Linked DNA regions of Homo sapiens: region 2 is linked to region 1. Evidence: read pairs that join two places in POLR2A ChIA-PET (ENCODE). Cell type or tissue: PC-3. All regions are shown on one strand. Each heading gives the region's core, and the rest is flanking DNA. Links, peaks and the distances in the headings are about the cores only. Region 1 overlaps BCL2 (BCL2 apoptosis regulator). Region 2 has its middle 23 kb from the start of SERPINB5.

Region 1 (4,397 bases), core at 288-4,287:
CACGTGTAGAATCAAAGGACTGACAGCAGGTCGAATGTGAGGAATGAGGGAGGGAAAGAATCAGGACTCAAGTGCCATCCTGGCTGCCTCAAAAAATGATACTGTCTTCCAGAGGGAAAGGAAAGATAACAACAGTTACTGCTTTGTGGCGTACATGTGATGAATTTCATTTTGGACATTCCAGTAGGATATCCAAGTGGAAATGCCCAGTAAGCCTTAGACATAAGGATCTGGATCTCAAGAGAAAAATTGAGGTTGAACCATAATATGTCTTTCCCCTCGAATCATGTAGGTTTCTCTTTTGCCTTCTTTCATTGCCCTAAGTGGTCCTAAATGCTACTGCTGATGCTGTCTTAGTTTGCGACTGTTGTTTGCACCCCACCTTTTCCCAAAGGTAATCTGTAGACTTGCATGGATTGGGTTAAGGTGGTTAACCTGCAGCTTTGCTGTTCAAAGCTTGGCTTCCCACTACCAGTTTGCCAACTTAATGAGTACTTCAACTTGAGTCAAATTAGTATTGTTCCAAATATCCTAATAGTATCCTCTATGTGTGACTCTAGGTCTTACAAAATCAAGGTGTCCTTTCTCATTGAGACTTCCTTATTAATAAAATATTTCTTCTATTAAATTCAACCTGGCACCAAGCATAGTAGGTAATAGGCACACACAATGACTGTTTATTGAATGAATGAATAAAATGATTATGTTAGGGCATTCTGAGCAATTCATCCTAAGCAGCTAATTTTCTCCTACTTCTTTTATTATAGTGTGTGTTTGTGTGTGTGTGTGTGTGTGTCTGAAATGTCCCATCCTACAGGTTCATTAATATTTAATAGAAATGAAAGAAGAAAAATACCTATTAAGTGTTTTGATTTCATCCTTTTCATTGAATTGAAAAAGTATATCATTTATTCCTGAAGAGAAATCTAGATTTTGCTCTATATTAAACATTTGACATTTATTGGTCCTTAATGCTAATATAGATACCAGCCTGCTGGTTGTCACATTCTATCTGTTTATACGAAGGTTGTAGACACACAGTGTATGTACATATGCCTAGTTGCTCTCATTCCTTTTGTTTCACATCTCAAGCCTAACCCAGACTGAAAAGGTTTTGAAGGCTGAGATTATTCATCACCCCATCATTATAGAAAGCAGGGCTGGCCCAAGGTTCTCACAGTGGGAGCAAGGTGGATTTTAACTCTGATCAGTGTTGTAGCTCAAATATAAAAAGAACTGCAGCACAAAAGTCACAAGGATAAATGATCCCCTCGTTCTTCTCCCATAAAAATAAGCAGCCAATTGAAGGTGGAAGTCAGTACAGTGCGGCATTCCCAGAGGCGACAGAACCTAAGATTCCATTTCTAAAGACACTGCTCAACAAGAAGACCACCTGGGATGTCTTACATAAAACCATTGGCCTGGCAGCTTTTGGCTGAGTTCTCTATTCTGGTTCAAGCCAGCATCACAGCCTATCTGTGGTTTTAACAACTGATGGAATTTGTATTTTGAGAACCCTCATCCGTTAGCATGAAGCAAACTCAAAGCATTGTTGCTCATCAGTTGTCATCTGTTTGAGAAAGATTTTGATTTGTTTACTTGTAGTGAAGCTTGACCATACTTCTCCAGGGGCTTTTTAAAAAGATGAATGTGTCAGCTTGTAGATTTGTCCCCATGAATGAAACCACAAGCAAATTCTCTTCTCTCTTCCAGCCTCCCTTCCTCCCTCTTGTTTCTTCAGTGGCCATCTGTGCATTATGTTCCCATTGCCAGGCCCTCTTCAAGCAGCTTATCTATGAGTGAATTCAGAAACTTCAAATTATAAAGGACACCCAGATAATTGGCCTGTTCTCCAAAGTATCTGTCCCCTGTGCTGCTGCCAGATTCCTTCTTAATGAATACATCCAGTGACAGTGGGATTCTTGAGCTTGTCCGTATCTGTGAGAAAATGAGCTCTCCTGCTTTGTAACAGCTTGTGGCTCAGGGAAAAAAATGACAGCCATTGCACAAGTTTCCTTTGAATGTAGTTTTCTTTCCCATAAATGATACTTTGAGAATACAGTTAAGGGGTTATTAGTTTTCTATTTCATGCTTGGCCTGTGTGTGAGAATAACACAAGCTGTCACTGCAAATCAGTAGCTAAAAATGCTTTGTCTGGTTAATGTGAACATTTAATATTTGGCTCAATTAAAAATTAACCGATGAAAGTACATGTCATTGGAATTTGAAAATACCTTTTGTACGGAATACTTAAAGGGCATCACCCATGACTAAACCAGTGCTTTTAAAATATGGAGAATATGGGGAAATTTAATATGAGTTGGGATACTTGACTCTTTTTTAAAACCTCTCTACCTGTTTGGCACAACAGGGTATTGATAAAGAGTGGGCTCATTGTTATGGCAAAGGATTCACTTGCATCTCTGTGTTTTTAAGTGGGTAATTGTTTTTTTGCACTCAGTCACATGATTAAAGCAGACAGAACAAGAGATCAGTTATTCATTTATACCATACTTTTAAAAAAATATTGAGCCAGGCCCTGGGGAAGTGGGAAGTGAGAGCCAGAGCGGCGTGGCTGATAGTCTAGGGCAGTGCTATCCAATCTTTTGGCTTCCCTGGGCCACATTGGAAGAAGAAGAATTGTCTTGGGCCACACGTAAAATACGCTAACACGAATGATAGCTGATGAGCTAAAAAAAAAAAAAAAGCACAAAAAAACCTCATAATATTTTAAGAAAGTTTACAAATGTGTGTTGGGCTGTATTCAAAGCCTGCCATGGATTGGACAAGCTTGGTCTGGGGGAGTGAAGACCATTCAACATCAGCTGCAGGAGAGCATGTTTAAAGCTATGAGAAGAGATGCAGCAATAGTGGTGGCATTTATTGGAGTCAAGGAAGTCTTCCCAGGAAGGGGACTGAAGCCTGAAGGATGAGCAGGAATCAATGTAGTGAAGTGGGTGGGAGGAACCAAGTGTGGCCCCAGGCAGAACTTCAGGAACAAAGGCCAGAGGCAAGCGGCCACATGGTGGACTGCAGGAGCTGAGGAGTTCAGCCTGGCTGGAGTGGAGAGTGCAAGTGGGTGGGTCAGAAAGATGATGCTAGAGGTGGCCCACCCTGGAAGAGTTTGTTTCAGATACGTCACCCTGACTCCACTCCAGACCGTTAATGAGACGGGGGAGAAATCAGTGACCAGATAGAAGGCTCTTTCAGCAAACGGGCAAGAGATCAAGTGCCTGACCTAGAGGAATGGTAGTGGGAACGGCAAGAAATTGCTAGCTTTGCACAATGATTAGGACTAGAGTGGAGAGATTTTTTGGAAGAGGTAATGATTGACTGAATGCTTTAGAACATGGCTCAGTTCTTCCTCAGCTTTGCTGGTCTTTCTGTACAACTTGGAAAGAATGTGGTCATTGTTCTGGTTATATATAAATGCTTTTTTGTGTTTTTTGTTTGTTTGTTTATTTGTTTGTTTTTGGAGATAAGGTCTTGCTCTGTTGCCCAGGCTGGAGTGCAGTGGCACCATATCGGTTCACTGCTGCCTCGAACTCCGGGGCTCAAGTGATCCTCCCACCTCAGTCTCCTGAGTAGCTGGGACTACAGGTGCATGCCACCACACCTAGATAATGTCTGTCTTATCTTTTTTTGCGACAGGATCTCACTTTGTTGCCCAGGCTGGTCACAAACTCCTGGCTTCAAGCAATCCTCCTGCCTCCGCCTCCCAAAGTACTGGGATTACAGGCATGGGTCACCTCACCTGACCTTATACAAATATATATTTTTTCTTATTTCACTTTTAAAAAATTGTCTGGTTAAAAACTATTTTTGTTAGAATTCACCGTGTGATAAATCTTTATTAACTATCAGTTAATAAAAGTATATTTGAGGAAAGAATTCAATTATGAAAGGCAGTTTTCATAGAATTTTTTTCCGGGTGAAAAAAATGACAGTGGTTTCTTGCCTTTACGTAGGATTTTAAAGTTTCTAAAAAAAAATTCCATATCTGTTGGCCCATTTGATCTTCACAACAACCCTAAGCAAGGCAGATATTGTATTCCAACTTCTCCCTACTTTCCTCCCCACACACACTGTTAGTTATTTGTTTATGCCCATGTAAAGAAGAAAGTTCGCCCAACAAAGGTGTGTACGAGCCAATAAGCACAGGAAGAGCTGATATTCATTCCCTGGGTTGGGAATCCCGTAGATATTTCTTTATCCTGTGCTGCTTCTCTGGATATGTGTTCATAAAGACACAAGATTGCTTAGTAGAGACTGAAATATATTGCATTTTGAAAACTAGTATACTCTACTGCTTTCTGTGTCAAAAATGTTCAGGGAAATTGGAATGCAGTCTTTTGTTTCTGGTTACTTTCCCTTCTTCGATTCAGCCTTTGCAGCGT
Region 2 (4,397 bases), core at 237-4,236, 150 kb before region 1:
TAGCATGTAAGAGCCCTCTTTTAAAGTGACTTGACACTTCAGTTGGTCCTTTAAATACAGACCACACAGAACATCAGGTAGACCAATCACTGTCAAAACAGTGATATGATGTATTTATACCTTTTCAGTGTCATATGAAGTAATCCCCTAACAGGAGGTCTTCTCGTGGGAAACAGTTATCTAGCTCCTTGTTACTAAAAGTGAGGTCCTTAGAGAAACAGGATCCACATCACCTGAGAGCTGACGATGAAATGCAGAACCTTGGACCCACCCCAGGCCTAATGAACAGGAACCTGCTTTTTAACAAGACCCCCAGGTGATTCATTACACAGTCAAGTTTGAGAAGCACTGATCTAAACTTGTCATCTGGATCATGTATGAACGAAAAGAAAAACAAATGAACTCTTTACATAGAGTTACCATATGACCCAGCCATTTTGCCCATCTATATATGCCCCCCAAAATGAAGAATACGTCCACAAAAACTTGGGCATGAATGCCCATAACAGCATTATCTATAGTAGCTAAAAATAGAAACAGGCCAAATGTACATCGACTGATCAATGGGTGAATAAAATGTGGCACATTCATACAATGGAGTATTACTCAGCCACAAAAACAAATGAAGTACCGACAGGTACCACAGCATGGATGAAACTTGAAAACATCATGCTAAGTGAAAGAAGCCAGACACAAAGCCACATAGTGTATGATTCCAGTCATACAAGATGCCCAGAACAAGCAAATCTATGGAGGCAGAAAGTAGATTAGTGATTGCCAAAGACTGGAGTGGCGGTGGGGTTGGAGTGAAATGAGAAGTGACTGTTAATGGGTATGGGGCTTCTTTTAGGAGTAATAAAAATGTCTGGAATTAGGTAGTGTGGTGATGGTTGCACACTCTGTGAAAAAACTTTAAAAAAATTAATTAGGCCAGGCGCGGTGGCTCAAGCCTGTAATCCCAGCACTTTGGGAGGCCGAGGCGGGCGGATCACGAGGTCAGGAGTTCAAGACCAGCCTGGCCAACGTAGTGAAACCACATCTCTACTAAAAATACAAAAAATAAAAAAATTAGCCAAGCACGGTGGCATGTGCCTGTAATCCCAGCTACTCGGGAGGCTGAGGCAGGAGAATCACTTGAACCAGGGAAGTGGAGGTTGCAGTGAGCCGAGATCGTGCCACTGCACTCCAGCTTGGGCAACAGAGTGAGACTTCGTCTCAAAAAACAAAACAAAATGAAACAAAAAAAACCTTAATTATATACTTTAATGGAAGGAACTTTATGGTATGTAAATTACATCTCGATAAAGCTGCTATTTTTAAAATATATGCTTTAGGGAAAGTCAGAGTGATACAGAAACGCCAGTAGTGCACCAGCTGCAGGTGGGAGGAAAACCGAGCTTTGCCAGACAGTCCTTGACAGAATGAATTGTGGGCTGTTTTAGAGGCTCTAGAAAAGATAAGAATGATACAAGGTGATGCTGGAGACCATTAATGGAAGATGGAGTGGGGGAGCCAGCAGCCATTCAGCCATCTTGTTGAAGCTGTCACTGCAGACCCCGTGAAGGAGGAAAGAAGAAATTACACTGGGCACAGACACATCAGGGAGTGGCTGATTGTGCGATTATACATCACACAAACATAAGGCTTCTTCTCAGTAGCATTCTAGCTATCATTCTGGAATACTATTGAAAAATCTAAAACCTAGAATATTAGTCTCTTTTTCAAACTCAGAGTCTACCTTCAAAATCAAAGTTTTTGCGTCGTGACCTACTGAGAAAACTGTACCCTATTAAACCTTCTGTGAATGCAGGAAATAGATAAGATTCCTCTATTTAATTGAAAAGAGCCCTTCCTTCATCCATGGGTAAATGGAGCCATGGGTGGGGCAGTTAATGGCGGTGTCCAAACAGCCCCAGGCCCTGGGCGCTCTGTGAGTAAGCCTGAGTCAAGGCCACAGCCTCTCCCAAGTCGTCTGGCAGCCGGCGATGTGGAAGGGGAGAAAAAAAAAATCATTTCTTTTTTGAACCCTCCTAAGTTTGTTGCTGGGACAGATTCCTCTTAGCAAAACACAGATGAACAAGAGAAAACCAAGCATTTTTATTTATGCATGCCATGCCCATCACGCAGGAGAAAGCAACTGTCCCAAATCAGTGGCTTAGAGGCCTTGCTTAAACAGTATCTTATCAAAGAGCAATAAATCTTAGAGCAGTGATGAGAAACAAAATTTCCAGTCTCTCAAGGTGGGAAAACTGTGGGAAAGGAGTAAAGTTGGCTCCTAGATTCCCCTAGCCCTGCTGCAGCCAGTTTCTGAGCTGATGAGAGCTAGGGCCATCTCCAGTGAAGACAGAATTTACTTCTGTCTTTAGGTGGGAAAAGAAGGGAAACGGGAGAAAGACTTTTTGTCCTTGTGAATCACTGTCTTCCCATCAGGTAAGCATAAGGAACCTCAATATCCACCCTCTGCATTTTAACCTTCTTCAGCTCAACAACCTTCAATATTTTGCAGAGAAATATTTTCATTTTCTTCAATGTCACAAAGTAAAGGAAAGATGATGGGGCCACTGTCAATATCCCTCTATAGAGATTGTGTCAGCTACGAAACACTGCAAAGAAGGAGCCGAGGGAAAAGATTTGGGATTAAATATTTTCTTTCAATTTTGGCACATGAATTGATGTTCCACTGAGATTCAGAACAATGATTGACAATCAACTTGAAGAAACAAGAGGCCAATAGTTCTAGGAAGCACCTGTCTGGGAGGAACTGAATGGTCTTCCTGGAAGGAGTCTCCATCCCTGCAGCAAGTGGAAGTCGCTGGTATGTATGGGGGAGAATACATGACAATAGGTAGCTAGTCAGACGGTGAGCAGGGCAGGAGAGGGGCCCCCCCAACACACACACCAGGAATGTCAGGCGGCCATCAGGTGATGGTCAGGTCGTTGTTAAACTGCCTCTCTAAAATAATAATTGTAGGCAGGCAATTATCTATCTATTGGGAGACTGCCTGGGAAAGGCAAAAGAAAAAACCACACTGGTAATCAGCAGCTTCCCAATAAGATCTCAGAAGTTGGGCCAGTGGGCTCAAGCATGCACACGAAGAGGCAAAATGGCGGAGTTTAACTAGCATATGACCTTCCTCTGGGAACGCTAGACTGTTAAGGGAAGAACGCTTGATTGGTGAGGGAAAAACACCTCAAGTGAGCATGTGCAGAACCCCAGTAAATACGCTGCACGTGTGGCCCCTCCCAAGTGCTGACAGGTCACTGCACATGTGGACAGCTCATGCCAAGGGAAGAATCACAGGGGAAGGGATGCAAGGCCCCGGAAGTATGTCAATGCGTAACGCTGAAGGAAATAATATATACAGTGACCCATTTCCAAGACAAAGTGCCTTGAATTGGCTTGTTGTGGGATTCAGGAGGACGAGAGAGACCTCGGGTTGAAAGAGGAGAATCTTTATTGAGTGCACTCAGGCCCACCTGACTGACGTCCAAAAGACTGGGCCCGGAACAAAGACAGTACTTGACTTTCATACACACTTCATAGAAGGGGGTGGGCTAGCTTGAAGCAAGCTTACAGTGGCGTGAAAGCAGGGATACAGAGGCAGGACAAAGACAGGATTGCCATGACCATTGCCAAGCAACCCAGATGTCCGTTATCTAGGTTTGCCTGGGCACACACAAGCTTATCTTATAACCTTCGCTATGGTGCCCAGGCAGCTGTAGTTCAGGCCTGCTTAGGCTTCTCATGACCTTCGTTGTACTTCTTAGATAAAACAGAATACTTGAAGTCACTAGTTACAGAGAACAGGAATCTATAAACTCACTCTGTAAAACAAAGGAAAATTTGTTTTCTTTTCCCTATGTTGAAGGAGTGCTGGGAGAGTCTCCAGAGCACATTAGATAATATTATCAAAACTTTTCCTGGGTCTGGGCTGTGCCTGTTGCTGCCTCTGGGAAAAGTTAGCCTAAAACAGGAAAACTTATTTCTCTTTCTTTTTAATTTTGTTTTTCTTTAATTTCCCCCCTCAGGCTTAGGTCAGCAAACTACATAGCAAACAGGATATACTAGGCCCCTGCTTGGATAGCCAATTCCTGCTTGTCTGCCTCCCCCTCCCCCACTTCTCCACCCCTTTATTGCCCTCACCCAAACCAAAGAAGTGTAGTCTAAGATGAAAGTTTACTAGCCTGCAAAATAGCTCGTTTTGTCTGTTCTTATCAGCCTGCCCAGTTTTTATTTAGGTCATAAATCAAATACTTGAAGAGCCCCAGAGCTGACTAGGATTGCAATGCATTGTGGGCTGCAACAAAATGCAGCAAGACAACCCTAAAAAAGAAAAACACCTAAAGTCCCTACTTAACAATCAATAGGCAACGTCTGGGAAGATTGTGACCCCATG

The links. ChIA-PET counts read pairs that join two places held together with the same protein. Peaks named below come from ENCODE experiments on the same cell type or tissue, not always from the same donor. Only the 100,000 strongest peaks of a DNase experiment are listed, where the experiment ranks them.
Region 2: POLR2A ChIA-PET joins it to region 1 with 5 read pairs; 2 of 35 experiments call an interaction of 5 or more read pairs at or near these places.

The regions. Positions count from the first base shown.
Region 1 is chr18:63,305,153-63,309,549 of GRCh38, reverse strand. The region is part of intron 2 of BCL2 (BCL2 apoptosis regulator); the gene reads left to right. Among named protein-coding and RNA genes, the nearest start is that of BCL2, 12 kb to the left of the region's middle. In PC-3, for the core only: no CTCF peak of the experiment used is centred there; no DNase peak of the experiment used is centred there.
Region 2 is chr18:63,452,243-63,456,639 of GRCh38, reverse strand. No RefSeq gene overlaps it. Among named protein-coding and RNA genes, the nearest start is that of SERPINB5, 23 kb to the left of the region's middle. RefSeq lists an enhancer at 1,651-2,174. In PC-3, for the core only: no CTCF peak of the experiment used is centred there; DNase peaks (open chromatin) are centred at 1,919 and 4,189; H3K4me3 peaks cover 1,265 bases; H3K27ac peaks cover 4,000 bases.